Linked DNA regions of Homo sapiens: region 1 is linked to region 2. Evidence: read pairs that join two places in POLR2A ChIA-PET (ENCODE). Cell type or tissue: K562. All regions are shown on one strand. Links, peaks and the distances in the headings refer to the core of each region. The heading gives the core; the rest is flanking DNA.

The links. ChIA-PET counts read pairs that join two places held together with the same protein. Peaks named below come from ENCODE experiments on the same cell type or tissue, not always from the same donor. Only the 100,000 strongest peaks of a DNase experiment are listed, where the experiment ranks them.
Region 1: POLR2A ChIA-PET joins it to region 2 with 8 read pairs; 2 of 35 experiments call an interaction of 5 or more read pairs at or near these places.

What each region holds. Positions count from the first base shown.
Region 1 is chr19:16,528,869-16,539,063 of GRCh38, forward strand. It overlaps CHERP (calcium homeostasis endoplasmic reticulum protein), which reads right to left. Exons shown (of 17, transcript NM_006387.6): 3 at 6,584-6,768; 4 at 4,143-4,280; 5 at 3,730-3,881; 6 at 1,901-2,012; 7 at 1,717-1,806; 8 at 780-1,032. Among named protein-coding and RNA genes, the nearest start is that of CHERP, 8.5 kb to the right of the region's middle. In K562, for the core only: no CTCF peak of the experiment used is centred there; no DNase peak of the experiment used is centred there.
Region 2 is chr19:16,257,356-16,267,550 of GRCh38, forward strand. No RefSeq gene overlaps it. Among named protein-coding and RNA genes, the nearest start is that of KLF2-DT, 62 kb to the right of the region's middle. RefSeq lists enhancers at 1,131-1,465, 2,331-2,550, 2,981-3,060. In K562, for the core only: no CTCF peak of the experiment used is centred there; a DNase peak (open chromatin) is centred at 5,521.

The sequences.
Region 1 (10,195 bases), core at 1,766-6,765, 270 kb after region 2:
CGTGAACCCAGGAAGCGGAGCTTGCAGTGAGCTGAGATCACGCCACTGCACTCCAGCCTGGGCGACAGAGCAAGACTCCATCTCAAAAAAAAATCAAAAACAAAATCCTTTGCTAGATTCTGCTAAGATTTCCTTCAGTATTTCCGTGTCTTTTTCAGAAGTGACACTAGATTGTATTTTCTGAGACAGGGTCTCGCTTTGTTACCCAGGCTGGAGTGCAGTGGTGTAAATGCAGCTCACTGCAGCCTCAATCTCATGGGCTCAAGTGATCCTCCCACCTCAGCCCCCAAGTAGCTGGGACGACAGGTGAGCACCATTTTTCTATTTTTAGTAGAGACGGGGTTTCACCATGTTGCCCAGGCTAATCTCAAACTCCTGGGCTCAAGCGATCTGCCCATCTTGGCCTCCCAAAGTGCTGGGATTACAAGCGTAAGCCACCATGCCTAGCCAATTATATTTTCAGTCTGTGCATTGTCCTTCCTGCCTGATGTAATAGTTACCCTAGTCTTGGGGAATGATCTGGGTACCTTTCCTCTATTTCTTTTCTCTGGGAACAGGAAACAGATCTTCTGCTGTTCAGGAATGGGATGGTTGTAGTTTTACTCTAGGATCACCTGGCTCGTGCTTGTAAATGGATGAAAACCTGGGCCTAGGAGCAGGCCTGGGACGAGGGAACAAGAACTGAGTCTGAGGGTGGCAGACTGCTTTCTGACTACACTCGGTGCCCAGCCTCTGGGGGCTGTTTCCTGGGGGCAGGCTGAGCTGAGGGAGCCCCGTACCAGGCTGGGTGGTGGGCGGGATGGCAGGGGCAGGTGCTGGGGCCGGGGGTGGAGCAGGCGGTGGAGGCGTGGCCTTGACTTCAGCCTCCATCTGCGGCATCTGGAGCTGCTGCTGCTGCTGTTGCTGCTGCTGCTGCTGCTGGGCCAGGCTGGTGACAAACTCCTCGTGCTGCGTCTTGAGGGTCTGGATCTGCTGCTGGAAGGCCAGCTGCACCGGCTGGACCACTGAGGAGTACTCGTTGATGAGGGTGGCCTGAGAGAGAGAAGAGCACCCGCTGCTCAGTATGCGGCCTTGGGGCTCGCTGCCTGGCGCCAGAGGACAAACGCCTGGAAAGCAGCAGAGCCTGGGGGACCTGGGGCAGGTGGACAGGGAACCGTCACGTGAAACAGCCAACACAGTCTGGGCAATCAGTGTGCGCTGGGATCTGGCCAGAGATTTGGGGATGAGGATGTTCGCTGCAGCGTGTTTTACGACTCCCTGATAACAGAACGAGCAACGACAGCCGTGTCCTGGCCGCTTCGTGGCTGCTCAGCGAACACTGCCCACCAACATTCTGGGACACGCTCATGGGCTCTGCCTCCCACTCGCCATGTGGCTCTCAGCAAGAGGGGCTGCCACAGCCTAAGCCACGTCTGGGCTTCCTCATGCTTCCACCACACCGGAACATGCCTGACCACCAGAGCAAATGGGCCATGTGCAATGACTCCGAAAGGCCGCCTGGTTCTAGTGTTCCAGGAAAGTCAGGGAGACACACCTAAGGCCTGGGAAATGTCACCTGGGACTCTCTGGTCAACACACACTGGCTACTCCTAGCACAGGCAGGGGACATGGGCTCTCTGGCTGCTGGGGTGGCAGCTGCTGTCCCCACACTCCCAAACCCTCCTGGGGAACCCGCCCCAGCTCTAGGGTGAGGTGTGGGTGGGCAGGGACACTCACCTGGTACTGACCAAGCCCCAGGGCTGGGCTCTGTAGCTGCTGAATGATGGAGTCATCGAAGTAGCCGTTTTTCTCCCAGAGCTGCAGGAGCTGGCGGTGGGAGGAGAGAGAGGCCGGGTCAGTGGGGAGGGGAAAGGCCTGTGTGTCCCGGTCTTGCCCAACCCCCGGCCCGGGGCCCACGCACCCGGGCGATCTTCTGCTGCTTGTCTTCCTCCACGGCCAAGAAGCTGGTGCAGTAGATGGGCACCACGACCTTCTGCAGGGCGGCCAGCAGCTCCCGGGCCTGCTTGCGCTGGCTGTGAGGGAGAGACTTTCCGCGCGTCAGGGCCCTGGGGCGGGACCCGGCCACGCGCCCGTTACCATCGCGGCTCCAGCCTCAGCGCCCTCTGCCTTCTCGGGAATCGGGTCCCCAACCCGGTCAGGGCGATGGCTGGGCTCCCACGAGACCTGTGCTGGTGCCTGGGCTCGAGGAAGGGACAGATGGAAAAACAGCAAGCAGGGGAGGGAGAGAACGTGGCCTGGGGCCGTTCTGAGCAAGGCCTTTTGGTCCAGTCCCCTTGATAGGAAATAACCTTCCCTCCTTCCCTCTTGGGTGGCGCTGCGGGTGAAGGGATATGGGCCGGCGGGAGCCCCTGCCTGTGTATGATGGGCGGGATGGGACTGCTGCGGAGTGGGGGTCTTGTCCTTGTCACTCACTATGCACAAGGAAACCTCGGCCCAGGCCAGGCCTCTTGGGAGAAGGAGGGAGGGTGCCCAGTCCCTCAGGAACCTAGAACACTTTAGAAGAGTGACCGGATGCCCAGCGGGGGGAGGCGCCGGGCCCATGTCCTCTCAGGGCTGCTGTGCAGTGCTGCACAGGACACTGTGCATACCTGGCCTGGGAGGCCCCTGCCGCTGCGCAGGGAGATGGCTGCCCCTGGGGAGGGACGCAAGACAGGAGGGGAGCAGCTGGAAGCCCCTCAGCCCTCAGCTTGCCGCAGGGGGCTCAGGGGAGCAAGGGCCTGGGCTGGGCGAGCAGCACTTGGCTTCGGACAGAGTAGAGCTAGAGAGGCGCGTGGCTGGAGAATGCGGGAAACTGTGCATCCGTGCAAGGCACCCGACTCAGAGGCAGGGAGAAATGGAGGCATGAGGAGGAGCAGAAGGGCAGAGCTGGTGCCGAGCCGCAACTCACTTCCCAGCAGGAGAGAAACAGGGACTGAGGTGGGGAGGCAAGAGGGACTCAGGCAGTGCTGCATGTGATAGATGGGGCGAGATGGGTGCTGGCAGCCTGGCCCACTGTAGAGGCACACGAGGCGCCAGGCCAGGACTGCTGCCCGCTAGGCTCAGTAGCAATGCTTGTCTCCTCCCGCACGTGCGGGCCTTTGGCCTGGGGTTCTATTGTTTTTTTTTTCTTTTTTGCTAATTTTTGTGAGAAGGGCCCCAGTGACCCTGTAGAAGGAAATACCCACCCAACCTTGGGGAGGGTGGAGACAGCAACAGTGGGAAGGGTGAGGGCTGGGTGGGGACAGAGGGTCGGCAGATGTGGCTCTGTTGAAGCCTGAGAGATGGGTCAGGGCTGGAGAAGGGGATCCCAAAGGAGGGTCCTGATGGCTGAGCAAAGTCAGGTGACCGCGTGTGTGTGCGTGCAAATCAGTGACGAGGGCAGGAGACAGACACAGAGGCCAAGGAGGCCGTGGCTGAGAAGGCAACAAGGAGACGCCAAGAAGCTGCCCCATGAGAGGAAGGAGTGCAGGGGACAGTGGCCCCCAGGAGACAGCAATGTGACAGGTGAGGCCGGGGTCTAGGGGAGAGGACAGGGCATGCAGCGAAGGTGCACAGGACACCTAGACCTCGCAGTCCTGGAGACAGAAGCCTGGTGGCTCACAGAGACCCCCCACCCGGGGTCCCCGGACAAGTGCCCCCTAGTCTCGGGACAGGCCAAGCCAAGCTACCGACCGGAGCAAGCGGCCACCCAGGAGGGTTGAGGAGGAGCGCGAGGAAGTGGCGCTCTGGGCACGGGGTGGCGGCGCTCACCAGTGGTGCAGCACGTCATTGATCAGGTAGATGAGGTGCAGCCGCAGCTCGAAGTGTGCCCCATCAGCCGTGATGCGGTTCCGGAGGTGGCCGGCCATCAGCTCACAGTGCGGCGGGGACTTGGCATTGCTGAACATCCAGTTCTTCCCGGCCTGCAACAACCGAGCCAATGACGAGTGAGCAGGGCCGCGGCTCCCCCAGGCACCCACTGCATCCCTGAGAGCGCGTCACCATCAGCTCAGGGAAGGACACACCATGAGCGTGGGGGGCACAGGGTCCCACAGCCTCAGGAGCTCCAGGCGGGAGGGAAGGGCACCCATTGTAACAGCCCTTAGCCCAGATTGGCTACGACAGGCCCTGCCTCAGGGAGGGACCAAGGGAAAGCTGGGCTCTGGGAAGTGCTGGCCCCTCACCGAGATGGCGTCCTTGGTGCACGTGTCGATGATGGGCTGCAGGAGGTTGTCAAACTCGTTCATGTCTAGCTGGGTCTCCTCCAGAAGCTTCTGCATCTGCTGCTCCACCGCGTGGGCCACGGCCGCTGTCACTTGCTCCTGCGGGCGGGGGTCGGTGGGGTCGAGAACACATGAGGAGGGACCCGCAGCCTGAGCCCTCCGGCCTGGCTCAGCAGGGGCGGGGTGGGGACATGGTGGCGATGCCCGGACTCTGGGCTGCTCTGGCCATCAGCTCCCTTGCTTGTCCCCAGCAGGAGGAGATTCTGTCTCTCATGCCTGCCGTGAATCTGTGACAGTCCCTCCTGGAGTGGGCAGGGCACTGACAGGACATACCAGGAGACAACACCTGCCCTCCAGGTAACCAAGGAAAACACTGCAGCCCAGAGGAACAAACAACCTCTGCAAACCAACTCAACAAAAAACAAAGGCGGGGCGCGGTGGCTCATGCCTGTAATCCCAGCACTTTGGGAGGCTGAGGCGGGAGGATCGCTTGAGCCCAGGAGCTCCAGACCACCTGGGCAACGTAGCGAAACCTCATCTCTACAAAAAATAAAATACAAATTAGTTGAGCATGGTAGTGTGTGCCTGTGTTCCCAACTACTTGGGAGGCTGAGGCGGAAGGATTGCTGGAACCCAGGAGTTCAAAGTTAAACAGTGAGCTGTGACTGTACCACTGCACTCCAGCCTGAGTGACACAGCAAGACCTTGTCTCTAACAACAACAAAACAACAACAACAACAACAACAAAAAGAAAAGAAAAGAAAAAAAAAGACAAATGAGGCATGGTGTGAACGACAGGCAATAGAAGAAGAGGATACACCCATGGCCTCTAGTGAAGCAAGAAGGGGGCAATCTCATTCCTCAAGAGGAAACACCGGTTAAAGTGCGACTGGTAAAAACAGAGCTGCCATGCGGACCAGCGGTCAGTTACGGCTGGTCAAGGCAGGCCTCCCACTCCATGATGAACAGAAGCTGAGGGTGAGCATTCTGGAACTTTCTTTTCTTTTCTTTTTTTTTTTTTTGAGATGGAATCTCGCTCTGTCGCCCAGGCTGAAGTGCAATGGCATAATCTCAGCTCACTGCAACCGCCACTTCCCGGGTTCAAGCAATTCTGCCTCAGTCTCCCGCGTAGCTGGGACTACAGACACCTGTCACTGCACCCAGCTAATTTTTGTATTTTTTACTAGAGACAGGGTTTCACCATATTGGCCATGCTGGTCTCAAACTCCTGACCCTGTGATCCGCCTGCCTTGGCCTCCCAGAGTGCTGGGATTATAGGCTGAGCCACTGTGCCCAGCTGGAATTTTCTGAGAGCAATATGACAGTGTGATTTTATGCCCTGAACCTAGTACTGAGCGTGGGGTTGGTGTTTTGGAGGTTTGGTATTCTATTCCTCTCATTTTTCTGGCAATGCACTTGTAGTATTTTATTTATTTATTTTTTCTGAGACTGAGTCTTGCTCAGTCACCCAGGCTGGAGTGCAGTGGTGCAATCTCAGCTCATGCAACCTTTTCCTCCCAGGTTGAAGCAATTCTCCTGCCTCAGCCTCCCAAGTAGCTGGGATTACAGGCGTGCACCACCACGCCCAGCTAATTTTTGTATTTTTCATAGAGACAGGGTTTCATCATGTTGACCAGGCTAGCCTCGAACTCCTGACCTCATGATCTGCCCATCTCAGCCTCCCAAAGTGCTGGGATTACAGGTGTGAGCCACCACACCCAGCCAATGCACCTGTATTCTATTTGGCGAAAGTTATCAAACTGTTGGACCAGGAAGGACAAAAGGGTCCTTCTGGCCAGGTGGATCACCTGAGGTCAGGAATTTGAGACCAGCCTGGCCAACCTGGTGAAACTCCATCTCTACTACAAATAGAAAAATTAGCCGGGTGTGGTGGTGCATGCCTGTAATCTCAGCTACTCCAGAGGCTGAGGCAGGAGAATCGTTTGAACTCGGGAGGTAGGGGCTGCAGTGAGCTGAGATCACGCCTCTGCACTCCAGCCTGGGCGACAGAACAAGACTTAAAAAAAAAAAAGGGTCCTTCCCCAACCAACAGCTCCAGGTGACCTAGCTACTGTGTGGTGGGGCCAATGGTAGGCACCAGAGGCTGCCTGGCCACAGCCATTAGGGAGCTTCAAGGTGCATACGTGCCCCACAGTCCCACTCAGGGGGGTCCACCCCAGGGTGATGGGTGCACGCACGTCCAGTGGCTTCACTGAGATGAGAAGCAGCCTCTGTGTCTGGCATCAGGGCTGGGGGTGACAGTGGCTGACATGCACCGAGCCCTGGGTGGCAGGGGGGGCCCTGTCCTCACTGACACCTGTTATTCATTCTGATGAGCAGACGCAAAAACAGAGGCACAGGGGAGCTGCTGGTGTCTGGCCGAGGAGGCGGCGGGCCCATACCTGTCTGAGCGCCAGCAAGTGCTGCTCCTGCTGCTGGAGGTTCCACTGGCTCTGCTGGATGAGCTCGTCCATGGATGGCGCGCCCTGGGCCGGCGGGATGGGCGCGGCGGGGGCCAGCGGGGGCTGTGGCAGGGGTGGCATGGTGGCGGCTGGCTCCAGCTCCGGGGTCTGCTGCTTGCAGATGACTGGAGGGAGAGGAGGAGGGGTGCCCCATGAGAATGCAGATGGGGGTCTAGGTGTCCCCTTGGCCACCTCTCAGCCACAGGGGCCTCCCCCTCCCCAGGGACTCACCATCCACGAGGGCCTGTTCATAGCCTCATGCCCACGCAAACCAGCTCCTCCTAGTCTCGGGTCCTGCCCTCCCTCTCACAGGATCCCAGCCTCAGCATTCCATCTTCGGGCCGTCCCCTCCTCGGAGAACCTAGGAAGTCCCCTGGCCGCTCTCTCGCCAGCACCATCCAGTCCTTGCGCAGTGTCCTTCCGGTGCAAGCTAAGCTTGCCTGCCCACCTCCTCACCCACCTAGGCCCCACCTGATGCAGAACCCAGGCCTCAGTACCTCTCATCCTCCGACCTCCTCGGCCACTCCCTGACCTCTGCCACTTAAGCTACCCATTGACTGTTAAGATGTCACAGCCACCGGGCCTCTGCACATCTGGCCAGAAAGGCACGAAGCCGCACCCCCGAGCGCACACTGCGGCCTCCCCCACACCTGCCTTGTCCTTCTACTGACTCTCCTTGCTTCTCCAGCCCTTGGGGACAGAGACCCCTCTGCATTCAGGGGTGCATCCAGTTTGAGGCAGCAGTGAGACACCCATTCTGCCGGCAGAAGCCTGGGTCAGGGTGGGCGCAGGTCCCAACTCTGGCCAGATGGGGCAGGTGGTGAGGTCTCTGAGGAAGGGACCCGGCTCATAAGGAGGCCCTGGACAAGATGACCTGCCTCTCTCTCCGTCTTGGGGCCGCCTGGTCTAAATGTGACCAGGTACCCCTGGAGCCCTCCAGAGCCCCACTCCAAGGGGACCAGGACAAAGCCAAAGATAAGGGAGGTGGGGTGTCAGGTGGAAGGTGTCGCCCCTCACTGGGCGCTCAAGTCAAGTCTCGGGGCTGACTGTGCCCTCCAGTTTGTGCACCCAAAGCCACCCTACAGGATGACCCCCAACTTCTGCACTGAATCCCACCCCTCCCACTGTCTGAGGGACACTGCTTATTGATATTTCTTCTATCTCTTATTTCTCCAACTCCTCCCTCTTTACCCGTCCCTCCCCAGCAGCATCTAAACACATTGGGCTGGGCATGATGGCTCACGCCTATAATCCCAGCACTTTGGGAGGACAAGGCGGGTGATCACCTGAGGTCAGGAGTTCGAGACCAGCCTGGCCAACATGGCCCTGTCTCTACTGAAAATGCAAAAAATTAGTCGGGCGTGGTGGCGGGCACCTGTAATCCCAGCTACCTGAGAGGCTGAGGCAGGAGAATTGCTTGAGCTTGCAAGGTGGAGGTTGCAGTGAGCCGAGATGGCGCCACTGCACTCCAGTGTGGGTGACAGAGTGAGACTCCATCTCAAAAAATAAAAAAGGAAATAAATAAACACATCAGAATATTCTGGGTTGGAAACTTCTCCCTTTACCCCATGATCCCTCTCTAAACGATTTCTCAGACAAGACTCACTCCAGATCTTCACCTCCCCTTTATCTCAGCCTGGTGCCTGCTTGCCACTCCCCGCACCCCCCTCCTTCCCCCAGGCAGCTGAGGACACCCTCACTCAACTCAGCCCCCCGGGCCTGTCGCAGGTGCTTGCCTCCCTTGGCCTCCATGTGTTCGCCCCCTCAGTCCCTTTCTCCCCCTTTACCAACCCCTCTCCCGTTGGACCCTCACATGCTGGGGTGCGCGGCCTGTGTTCTGAGCCCTGTCCTCCGCTCTACGCAACCGCCGGGCAACATGAGCTACTCATTCCTGTGGCTGCGATTGTGCATGGTGTGATTCCTAAATCCATCATCTCCATTCTGGATTCCTGAGCTTTGGCCCTAACCACCAACTGCACGGCCCACTGTGTTTCCAAGGGGCCTGTGTTTCCTCTCACCCCCTACACCTATGTCCCCTCCTGTGCTCCCCGCACCATGGTTGGCACCACCATCTGCCCAGAAACCCAGGCCAGAAGTAGCATGTGCCTCCCAGTGACGAGCCACATAGTGTCAAGGCGGCCTCCGAGACATCACTCCAATCAGTCTATGTCCCCGCTGTCACCACCATGGATCTGCTGTCACCTGCGTCACCCCAGAACCGGTCTTCCTGCATCAGGTCCCATCCCTCTACCTCTTTTTGACATGGCAGTCATGGTATTGCCACTTATGGAGTGGTCCCTGGGCTACCCAGCGGTGACAGACGGTTATGGAACCAGAAAGGGAGCATTTCAAAACCTTTCTAGCAGCGTGATGGTTCACGGTCCACATTGTTACTGTGCTTTGCAGAAGTTTTGGTCCACACACAACAGGTTAGAAACTTAAAACACAACACCAGAAATGGTCCTTCACCACAGAGTTCGTGAAGCTCCATTCTACAACAGTTGAGGCCCAGGCTTTAAGGCGTGGGGTGCAGAACTGGCTGTACTGTGGCTAACCCAGCTTCACAACACAGACCTAAACCTTCCACGAGTCTCTCCCACGCTTCCAGGATACACTCCTCACTCCTCTCCAAGCCAGGTCCCCGACTCCTCCCCAAGCCAGGCCTCCAACTCCTCCCCAAGCCAGGCTCCCAATTCTGCACCCCCACCTCTGGCCACTCCAAGAACCCCTCCTACTCTGGGCTTCAGCCACCCTAAGCTCTGGGTTCCCCATTCCCTCCAAGGGCTCCTTCCTCTGCCCGGAACACTTTTCTCCCCTTGTTTTCACCTGGCCAACTCCAACACACCCTTTACATCTAGCCAAGATATCATCACCCACAGAAAGCACTTCTTGGCTGGGTACGATGGCTCACGCCTGTAATCCCAGCACTTTGGGAAGCCAAGGTGGGCGGATCATGAGTTCAAGAGATCAAGACCATCCTGGCCAACATGGTGAAACCACATCTCTACTAAAAATACAAAAATTAGCTGGGTGTGGTGGCGCACGCCTGTAGTCCCAGCTACTTGGGAGGCTGAGGCAGGAGAATCGCTTGAATCTGGGAGGCAGAGGTTGCAGTGAGCCAAGATCTTGCCACTGTACTCCAGCCTGGGCAACAAGAGCAAGACTCCATCTCCAAAAAAAAAAGAAAGCACTTCTTGGCTTCAATCTTCCTGGGCTATAAGCATAAGCACCCTCTCCTTCCTCATAATGGCACCAGCTTCCAAGTGGCCACCCCCCCGCCCCAGAAAGGGAAAGCAGCCCTTAGCTCAGTCACCCAAGCCAAAGCACCGTCTGAGGTGTCTTCCTCCCCTGCTCATTACACCATCAGGTCGTCAATATGCAACTGGCGCCCAAGTTCATGGATTCTACCCCTTCACCCCACCTGCCCCCCATGCTCCCTCCCTCAGGCTCAACCTACTGACTTAATTCAGACCCCACCATCTCTCACCTAAACAACTGCCCTGTTTGCTCCCCTGCAGGCCTCACTGCTCCCCAGGCTGGTCCCTGTAGCTT
Region 2 (10,195 bases), core at 2,941-7,940:
AAGGAAGTTGAGTTATGTTACTCTTTCATGCTACTTTAATTTTGTTTCACACTATCTGCCAAAATAAACTCTTTCCTATAACTTAAGATGTGGGTGTATATGTATATGTATACAGATGTAGATGCGTGTAATTTATTATATACTGTTAATTTCACTATTTGGGTTGTAATAACATTATTTTGAAATAAAAATATAATTGTTCAGATTGTGGGGTACATCTGAAGCCCTTAGTCCTTATCGTGTCCTCTTCCGGAAGCTGAGATCTTGGTCAGCAGGTGCAGAGGAAAGAGCCAGGTTTCAGAGCCACAGAATCAGTTTCTCTTGGAATCTCAGGTTCCTTCTCTGTGAAATGGGGATAGTGACACTCTGACTCCAAGCATTCACACATGCTGTTCCCTCAGCGTGGTCATCCCTTCCGTGTCATTTGCCTGGAGAGCTCCTACATATCATTAAACCCCAACTGTGATGTCCCTCCTCCAGGCAGCTGCCGCAGACAGATGCTCCAAATTCTCTCATCCCCACCCGCCTTCCAACCGAGCCCTGATCCTGCAGGCTGTGGCCATCTGTGTCCAGCTCTGTCTCCCTGAGACTGGGGGCTCCTTGAGGACTGGGCTAGGGGACACAAGGGGATGGCGAGTGTTTTATAAAAATGGAGATGCCAGGCTGGGTGCAGTGGCTCACGCCTATAATCCTAGCAGTTTGGGAGGCCGAGGTGGGTGGATCACCTGAGGTCAGGAGTTCGAGACCAGCCTGGCCATCATCGTGAAACCCCGTCTCTACTAAAAATACAAAATTAACCAGGTGTGATGGCACATGCCTGTAATCCCAGCTACTCGGGAGGCTGAGACAGAAGAATCGCTTGAACCCGGGAGGCAGAGGTTGCGGTGAGCCGAGATCGCAACATTGCACTCCAGCCTGGGCAAGAAGAGCAAAACTCCATCTCGAAATAAAAATAAAAATAAAAAATAAATGAAATGGAGACCCCAGTACCCCCCGTTGATAGATAAGAGACTGAGATTTCTAGAGGGGCTCAGCTTCCCTGGGGGACAGCTGTTTAGACCCAGAGCCAATTTTCAACTCTTGGGCAGCCAGACTGCAAGTCCAGTGCTCCTTCCAAAACTTGTGTGTATGGAGAACCCACCACCTGTGCCCTGACCCCCTCCTGGTTCCCCACAGCCCCTGCCCAGGCCAGGACACCCTGTCCCCTGGGTGTCCCTGAGGTCACAGATAAGGCCGCTGGGCCCGGCTATCGGCAGGAAACATCTTGGCAGGACAGGAAGCGCGGCATGGGTCAGCCGCGCCTGCACCCGGCTCAGCCTATCAGCGGCCAGATATTTTGGGAGCCACTATATAAACCCCAACTCGGCTCCAAGCTGTTCCCCGGGGAAGCCTCAGGCTTCATGTTCTGCGGCAGCCCTGAGGCTGCTGGAACACGGGGCCCGGGAGGAGCTCAGGAGCTGAGCGGGACAGAGTGACAGGGGTGGACTCCGTCCGGGCATCACTGCAGGCCAGAGGGTGCTGGCTCTGAATCGAGCTAGCCCCTATTCAGTCCTGGTGCAGACACTCTCACTTGCTGGGCAAGTGGCTTCACCGCCCTGTGCCTCAGTTTCCCCCTCCCCACATCCCTCCTTTGATCCTGTCCCAGGGAAAAACACACCTCCAGGTCCTGGAGCCTTTTCTGAAGTTTCTGGGCCGACATCTGAGGGCCAACCCACTTTCTCCCAATGCAAAGCAGGGCCCAGGAATCTGCATCTTAAAACCTGCCTTGGCCGGGCACAGTGGCTCACACCTGTAATCCCAGCACTTTGGGAGGCTGAGGCGGGTGGATCATGAGGTCAGGCATTCGAGACTAGCCTTGCCAGGATGTTGAAACCCCATCTCTACTAAAATTACAAAGATTAGCCGGGCATGGTGGCTGGTGCCTGTAATCCCAGCTACTCCGGAGGCTGAGGCTGGAGAATCGCTTGAACCTAGGCAGCAGAGGTTGCAGTGAGCTGAGATTGCACCACTGCACTCCAGCCTGGGCAATAAGAGCAAGACTCCGTCTAAACACACACACACACACACACACACACATACACACACACACACACACACACACAACAGGGATCCATACGCAAGCCCAAGCTTCTCAAGTTCAAGAACATACGGTGGGTCCAGCTCCTCCACCCAAAAAGTTCAGTGGACAGGCACCCAGCGTGACACCGCATAACTGCTGAATTTGAGCCACATTATAAGAATGGGCTGTAGTTATTCCCATTTTACAGAAGAGGGGTTGAGGCCCAGAGAGGGGCAGGAAGTTGCCTGAAGCCACACAGCAGCCCAGAGGCCACGCCCTATCAGAATCTCCACCCCGTGCACCTCTCAGGAGATGCTCCAGGGGTGATGTGGCCAGCCAACAAGCAGTGGGGTTAGGATTTGAACCCGGGTCTGCCTGCTCCACGACCCCTTGTTGGCACAGAACAGTGCCATCTTGGGCCCAGTGATGACTGCTCTGGTCCTGAATAACATGCATATTTCTCCCAGGACCAGTAAAAGTGAAACGAAGAAGTGAAATAAAAATACTCAAGAACTCACTGGGGCCCGCAGCCGGCTCCTGACCTCAGAGCCTCGGCCTTTCCTGGGGAGAGGCAAGGGGGCAGGACGGCAGCGCGGGCAGAGGAACCCAAGCGTGGCTATGTAAAGTGGCCGGCCCAGCACCTGCGACTGCCTGCCAGGGCAGGTGATGAAGCGTGCCCGGCCGGCCCCCACCCCAGGCAGCTGCAGCTGGCAAAAGGGAACAGCCACACCACATATAACCTGGCCTGAACTCCACCCAAAACCAGAGCTCGAGGCCTGGCCCGTGCCTGGAAAGCCAGTTTTGGCCCAATGACTCTGGGCAGGTCACTGTCCTTCTCTGGATCTCAGTCTCCCCACTGGCCACAGAAAAGTCTCAGCAGTGGCAGAGGCTCCTGCCTGACCATTCTGACCATCCCAGAATGGAAAGGGAAATCACCTCCCTCATTCTGGAGCCTATACCTCTAATAATATAACCCATGGGCCTAGCAGCTTGCTGGGCAGCTATGTCACAGGCAATGGGCCCCTTCAGGTGTCCCTGAAGTCCTCATCCCTGCCCACCTTTCTTTAAGATCTGGTGGGGACTGGGGGTCAAGATGTCTTCTAGTTCATGCCACACAACCACTTGGCTCAGTTTGCTGCCAGGGAGGCACTGGACTGGCATCTCTTTCCTGACGACATGCTCACTGCCAGCCGGGGCAGCCTAGTGTGTGGCTTAGTGAAAGTGGGTGCCTCCTTCAGAGTGGCTCAGTCCCCACCCTGCCCTGCTCTGCCATCCAGCCACCTGGGACTGCTGACAGAGACCTAAGTCAGTCCTTCTCTAGGTTAAATGCCCTAAAGCCTCCAGGGCCTTCTCCCAGGACACCACTTAGAAGTGTGTATACACATACACACACACACACCATGGTGGTCTTCCCCAAACCTGCCACTATCCATCTATCCCCATTTTGAAGTGGCAGGGCCCCCTGCCTGACAGCATTGACCAGCCCAGAATGGAGAGGGAAATCACCTTCCCCATTCTGGAGTCTATACCTCCAGTAATGCAACCCATGGGCTCAGCGGCTTGCTGGACACCTATGTCATAGGCAATGGGCCCGTTCACGTAACCATTCGTCAATTCCAAATATTGAGCCCCACAAGGGAGCTTTGATGAAGGTGGTGGGGATGGGGATGTCTTGTTTCTTTTTCTCTCTCTTTTCTTTTTTGGTAGAGATGGGATCTTGCTATGTACCCAGGCTGGACTTGAACTCCCCCTGGCCTCAAGCAATCCTCCTGCCTCGACCTCCCAAAATGCTAGGATTACAGGCATGAGCCACCAAGCCCAGCCGGAGTGTCCTGTTTCTTGAGCTGGCTGCTGGTTACCTGGGCATAGTCCCTTTATGAGAAGTTACAGAACTGTGTACCTAGGATTTGGGTACTTTAATGTCTGTATGTTTTCCTTGAATAAAATATTTTAAAAGAAGAAAAGGAAAGAAAGCAGTTTGATGTCTCGGACTGAGAATGAAAGCTAAGTAGATAATAACTAGGTGAGGTTTGAGGGCATGGATGGATTCGGGAAGGGCACTGCAGGCAAGAGGCACGGCGCGGCTAAGGCCTGGTGTCCTGAGGCAGCCTTGGTGTTTGAGGGACCTGGCAGAGGCCCGTGTGGCTGGGTGGGGGCAGGGACCAGCCATGCAGACCCTCAAAAGCCACAGCAGGGTGCATGGATGTTACCCCGAGACAGGTGCCAAGCCGAGAAGTTTAAGTGGAGGCTGATGATTAAGTGGAATGGACATGTGGAAGGGCGGTTGAAGCCATGAGCAAGGGCATTTATGATTGAGTGGTAAAGGGTTGCTCAGCCCATCTGCCAGAGGGGAATACTGAGGCCCGGTGAATCCAGGCTGCTTGGCTACAAGTAGGAGGTGGAGGGGCAATGTGAGCCTGGCCCAGCTCGCCCAAGGGCCACTTTCTCCCAGCTGCACCCACTTGGAGAGTGGTCACAACCTCTGTGCCCAAGAATCAGCCAGATCTCCCAAGTTTGAGTCTCACTCTGAGCTCACTGGCCTCAGTGTCCTCACCTGTCAAACGGGGGCCTGGGAGGGTGAGTCTCATCTTCGACCCCTCTGCAGGCAGCCCAGCGACTCTTTACCACGGATTTCACTGCGATTCCAGCCAAGAGTGCCTGGGCAGTGGAGGGGGCATTTCATAACCCGAGCACTGCAGAGGTGGCTTTTCTGAGAAGCCCGGCCCCAAGGAGGAAACTCTCTGATCTTCGAATGCCGTGGGGGTGGGGGTGGCACCCTCAGCTTGCACCAGGAAAAACTCTGGGGGAAGGGGAGAAGGTAGGAGTTCTAAAAAGAAATAACTCAGTAATGCAAATTCAGCCGCATTGGGGGAAATGGAAGAAGTAAAAAGGCACTGATGAGAAGGGACTCGTGCCACACGCAGGGCAGGGGGTTCGGGGACACCATCTGGGCAGATCACCACCCAGGCACCCTTGCCACAGCTCCTGGCCTTACCTCGAGCCTTTATCCGGGCTGCACCTTGACCTGGGGTCTCCTTCCCCTAAACCTCCCCATAGGGAATCTTTCTCTTCTCTGACCCCTAAAGGCGACCTCATACCCTTTCACCAGTCACACCCAGTTACACTGTGTCCCCCAGCTCCTGGCCATCACTAAGCCACCTTCTGTCTCTACAGATTTGCCTGTTCCAGACACTTCAGGCCCCTCAGTATCACCCCCACTGTGGTCTTGTCTTCAACTGTGGTCTCTCCAGAGTCACCTTGGTTTTCTGCCTTTTGCTCGTCCATCCCCACCGCTACCCGTGGGAGGGCAGGACCCAGCTGGCTTTCTCCCTGCTTCTCCATCCATCCTACTTCTGACTCCCCAGCCTGGAGCCTGGCACCGAAAGGCGCTCAGTAAATATTTGCTGGCTGAATACACGGGGTCAGGCCCACCTTATCTTTAGCAGGGAGTGTTATCAGCTTGGCTCGGGACCAAACTCCAGCTCAGCTTGGGCCATCCCTCCTACAAGCCCCAGTTCTTCTCAGCTAAACAACAGGTCTGGGGGGTGACACTTCTCGCCAGGGGTCCCCAAAGATAACCCACAGCACATAGAAAGCCAGGCACACCTGGCATGGCGCAGTGGCTCACGCCTGTAATCCCAGCACTTTGGGAGGACGGGGCAGGAAGATCACTTGAGCTCAGGAGTTTGAGACCAGCCTGACCAACATGGTGAAACCCTATCTCTACTAAAAATACAGAAATTAGCTAGGCGTGGTGAAAGGTGCCTGTAATTCCAGCTACTCAGGAGGCTGAGGCAGGAAGATCGCTTGAACCCGGGAGGCAGAGTTTGCAGTGAGCTGAGATTGCGCCACTGCACCCCAGCCTGAGTGACAGAGCGAGACTGTCTCAAAAAAAAAAAAAAAAAAAAAAAAGGCCAGGCACACCGGAGATACCCAGCCACTGTCATTTCCCCCAGGGGTGTCCCCTTGCTGATCCCTGGATGGGGCTCTGTCTTCCTCCCCCACCAGGCAAAGAGAGGATAAAAGTGACCAGTGAGGCTCTGAAGGTGCTGGGTTCTCTCCCCCACCTCCAGCTCTTTCTAAGAAGCCAATGGTGATAACATTCCCCCAAAACAGGAACCAGCGAGGGGCACCCTGTGTTGCAGAAACCTCCCGCAGAAGCTGCCCACCCAGCCCCCGACCCCACGGCCGGCTTCAGGGCCCGCTGGGCACAGCCTGGAAAGATTTTTATGTAAAAGTGGTCGATGCAAATCCAGAAACCTGGGGACCATGAAAAGATCCACTTCCCCTTTAACCCACTCTGGCCTGAGTTGCTGCCACCTGGGCACGGCTGCTGGACATAGGCCTCCCTGACCCCCGCTCCCGTTTGCCAAGCCGGCTTCCAGCACCCACAGCGCTTAGGACTTGCTCTGCGCACCGGAGGCCCCAAATCCTGGTTGCTGGGCTAGAGGAACAGGGAGCAGGAACGGCTCATGTAGACCCCCAAACCCCCTGCCCTGAAGCAGGAATGATCCCAGCAGCTAGATCTGACTTTTTTTTTTTTTTTTTAAGACGGAGTCTTGCTCTGTCGCCAGACTGGAGTGCAGTGGCATGATCTCGGCTCACTGCAACCTCCGCCTCCCAGGCTCAAGAGACTCTCCTGCCTCAGCCTTCCAAGTAGCTGGCATTATAGGTGCCCCCCCACTTCGCCCGGCTAATTTTTATATTTTTAGTAGGGATGGGATTTCACCACATTGGCCAGGCTGGTCTTGAACTCCTGGCCTCAAGTGATCTGCCTGCCTCAGACTCCCAAAGTGCTGGGATTACAGGTGTGAGCCACCGTGCCTGGCTGCTAGCTCTGACTTTTAAAAAAAAATTGAGATAAAATTCACACAACATAAATTCACCATTTTATTTTGATTTTTTTCAGACAGGATTTTACTCTGTCACCCAGGCTGGAGTGCAGCAGGTTCATCATGGCTCAGTACAGACTTGACCTCCTGTGCTCCAGTGATCCTCCCACCTCAGCCTCCCGAGTAGCTAGCTGGGACTACAGGCATGCACCACCACACCCAGCTAACTTTTACATTTTTTGTAGAGACGGGGTCACACTGTTGCCCAGGCTGGTCTTGAACTCCTGGGCTCAAGCGATCCTCCTGCCTCGGCTTCCCAAAGTGTTGGGAATACAGACGTGAGCCACTGCACCTGGGTTGAATTTTTAAATTTTTATTTTATTTATTTATTTATTTTGAGACGGAATTTCACTCTCCTTACCCAGGCTGGAGTGCAATGGTGTGATCTCGGCTCAGGGCAGCCTCTGCCTCCCAGGTTTAGGTGATTCTCCTGTCTTAGCCTCCTGAGTAGCTGGGATTACAGGCGCCTGCCACCACGCCCAGATAATTTTCTTATTTTTAGTAGAGATGGGGTTTCACCATGTTGGCCAGGCTGGTCTCGAACTCCTCACCTCAGGCAATGCACTATCTTTGGCCTCCCAAAGTGCTGGGATTACAGGCATGAGCCACCACGCCCGGCCAACTTTTTAAAAAATTGAAATAAAATTCACACAACACAAAATTCACCATTTGCTTTAAAGTATATGATTCAGTGGGTTTGGGGCACACTCATGAGGTTGTACAACCATCACCTATACCTAATTTCAGAACATTTTATCCCCTCAAAGGGAAACCCCGTCTCCAACTGAGTTGGCCACCTCAGAAGTGACTGAGAAGCAGTCACTTATCCCCCTCCCCAGAACCCTGACAACCACAAATCTGCTTTCTGTCTTTGGATTCGCCTGTTTTGGACAGCCATGAAGTGGGCAAAATAACATTGAGTGAAATCTTTGTGATGGAGAAAAATAGGTCATGACATGGTAGGTGGGACCCGGAGGGTCATTTTAGCCGAGAAGGTCAAGGAGGTTCTCTCTGAGGAGGTGACATTTAAGCTGAGACCAGCAGGAGATAAAGGAGTGGCTGAAGGGAACAGCATTTGCAGCAGAGGGAACAGACAGTGCCAAGACCCTGAGGCAGGACCATGCCTGGTGTGATCATGGAACTGTGGGGAGGCTGGTGTGTTGGGGAGGCTGGTGTGCAGGAGGAGATGGGGTCACAGGGTGGCCGGGGCCAGACCACAGAGCCTTGAGGGCCTCAGTGAGAGGTTTGTGTTTTGTCTTGTTTTGTTGTTTGTCTGTCTCTGAGATGGAGTCTGGCTCTGTCACCCAGGCTGGAGTGCAGTGGTGCAATCTCAGCTCACTGTAACCTCCACCTCCCGGGTTCAAGCAATTCTCCTGCCTCAGCCTCCTGAATAGCTGGGATTACAGGTGCGAGCCACCATGCCTGGCTAATTTTTGTATTTTTAGTAAAGATAAGGCTTCACCATGTTGGCCAGGCTAGTCTCGAACTCCCAGCCTCAAGTCATCCGCCCACCTCGTCCTCCCAAAGTGCTGGGATTACAGGTGTGAGCCACTGTGCCCGGCCAGGTTTGGGTTTTATTTCAAACCTGGGACAGGGCTCCGTTCTCCACCACTGCTCTAAAAATATTTATTGAAAGAAGAGGGACATACCACAGAGTCAGCCCTACCTTTGGTGCTTCAGGCCTTCAAATGGAGACCCCAGGGTGCAAGGAATTCAGGTCTTTGCAGACCTTCCTGTGGAAGATGGAACAGTGTGAAACTGCATGGAACAGCATGGATGCATTTGGGAACTGCGTGGAGGCTCTGTCTCCTGTAAGGCAGAACTGAGTTGGCCGCCCCAGGGACTGAGTCCCTGGCCACCTCCTGCCAGCCACAAAGACCGTGCTGCCCACGACGTGCTGTTGCTTCATGGTGACTTGACTGTGATACAAAGAGGCCACCAACCTGGACAGGGAAACCTGAGCTTTCTGCAAGCTCCCCAGTAACTCCAGGCCTGACAGGGGCTCACTTCAATACCCCCAGCCCCCGTCTATGAAATAAAGGGTGTTTAGGATCCATCTGGCAACGGACACCCACTCGCCCAGGCCAGACCTAGGGAGGGGCACAGGGACCAACGAGGCCTCAGTTTCCCTATCTGTGAAATGGACAGAAAAAGCCCCGCGGCGCATCATAACAACCCACCAGGTCTATTGTCCAGCCCTGGGGGCCCCCACATCCCTCTGAGCAGCTTTGGGGTCCCCAATTTCCTTCCCCCAAGCACACACGCACTGTCCTCTGCCCCTGACCGCAGCCGGGTCCTGATACTGTTTTGTTCTCACCCTGCTCTCCTGACCTGGTGCCACCAGTTTGGTGTCTTAAAAAACCACAACTTAGGGTGCTGTTATCTGCTATCAGTGGCGGGACGCGGTGGTTTCGGGGCCCCTCCGTGCACTTCTCAGAAGAGCCAGCCATGTCATCGCAGGGTGCTTGGCACAAAGCAGCTTGTTTATCAGGCCCCCTCATCGCGATCCCTGCTGATAAGGGCCTTCAAGGCGCCCGACAACTTGTTTACGGGCCTTGTTTTCAGAGATTCTCCATTTGATGTATCCCGGTCTTGCAGCCCAGGGGTCAGGGCATTGGGGAGGGGGGAAGCAGGGCTGGGTCGAGGGGCTTCTGGGAAGACTTCCTGGAGGAAGGGATGCTGGAAGGGAGCGAGGGAGGGTTAGTTGCAGAAGATGGGGTAGGCATTGCAGGTGGAAGAACCTGCATGGGCAGAGGTTTGGAGATAAGAACCTTGTGACAGGCTGGGGGCAGGGGCTCATGCCTATAATCCCAGCACTTTGGGAGGCTGAGGTGGGAGGATCGCTTGAGTCCAGAAGTTCAAGACCAGCCTGGCCAACATGGCGAAACCCCATCTCTACAAAGAAAAAAAAAAAATTAGCCAGGCAGGGTGCGTGCCTATAGTCTCAGCTACTTGGGAGGCTGAGGTGGGAGAATTGTTTGCACTTGACCTTGAGAGGTGGAGGTTACAGTGAGCCAGGATCACACCACTGCACTCCAGCCTGGGTGACAGAGCCAGACCCTGTCTCAAAAAAGTAAAAAAAAAAAAAAAAAAAAAAGAGCTTCTGGCAAAGTCAGGTTAATTAATGAGCTGGGGCTTATCTGAAGAGCAATAGGGATTTGGCAGGGTTTAAGCTGGGGAGTGGGGAGGTTAAGAGCCAGGGTGAAGTTTGAATCCTGGTTCTACTCCCAGCTTCAGTTTTCTC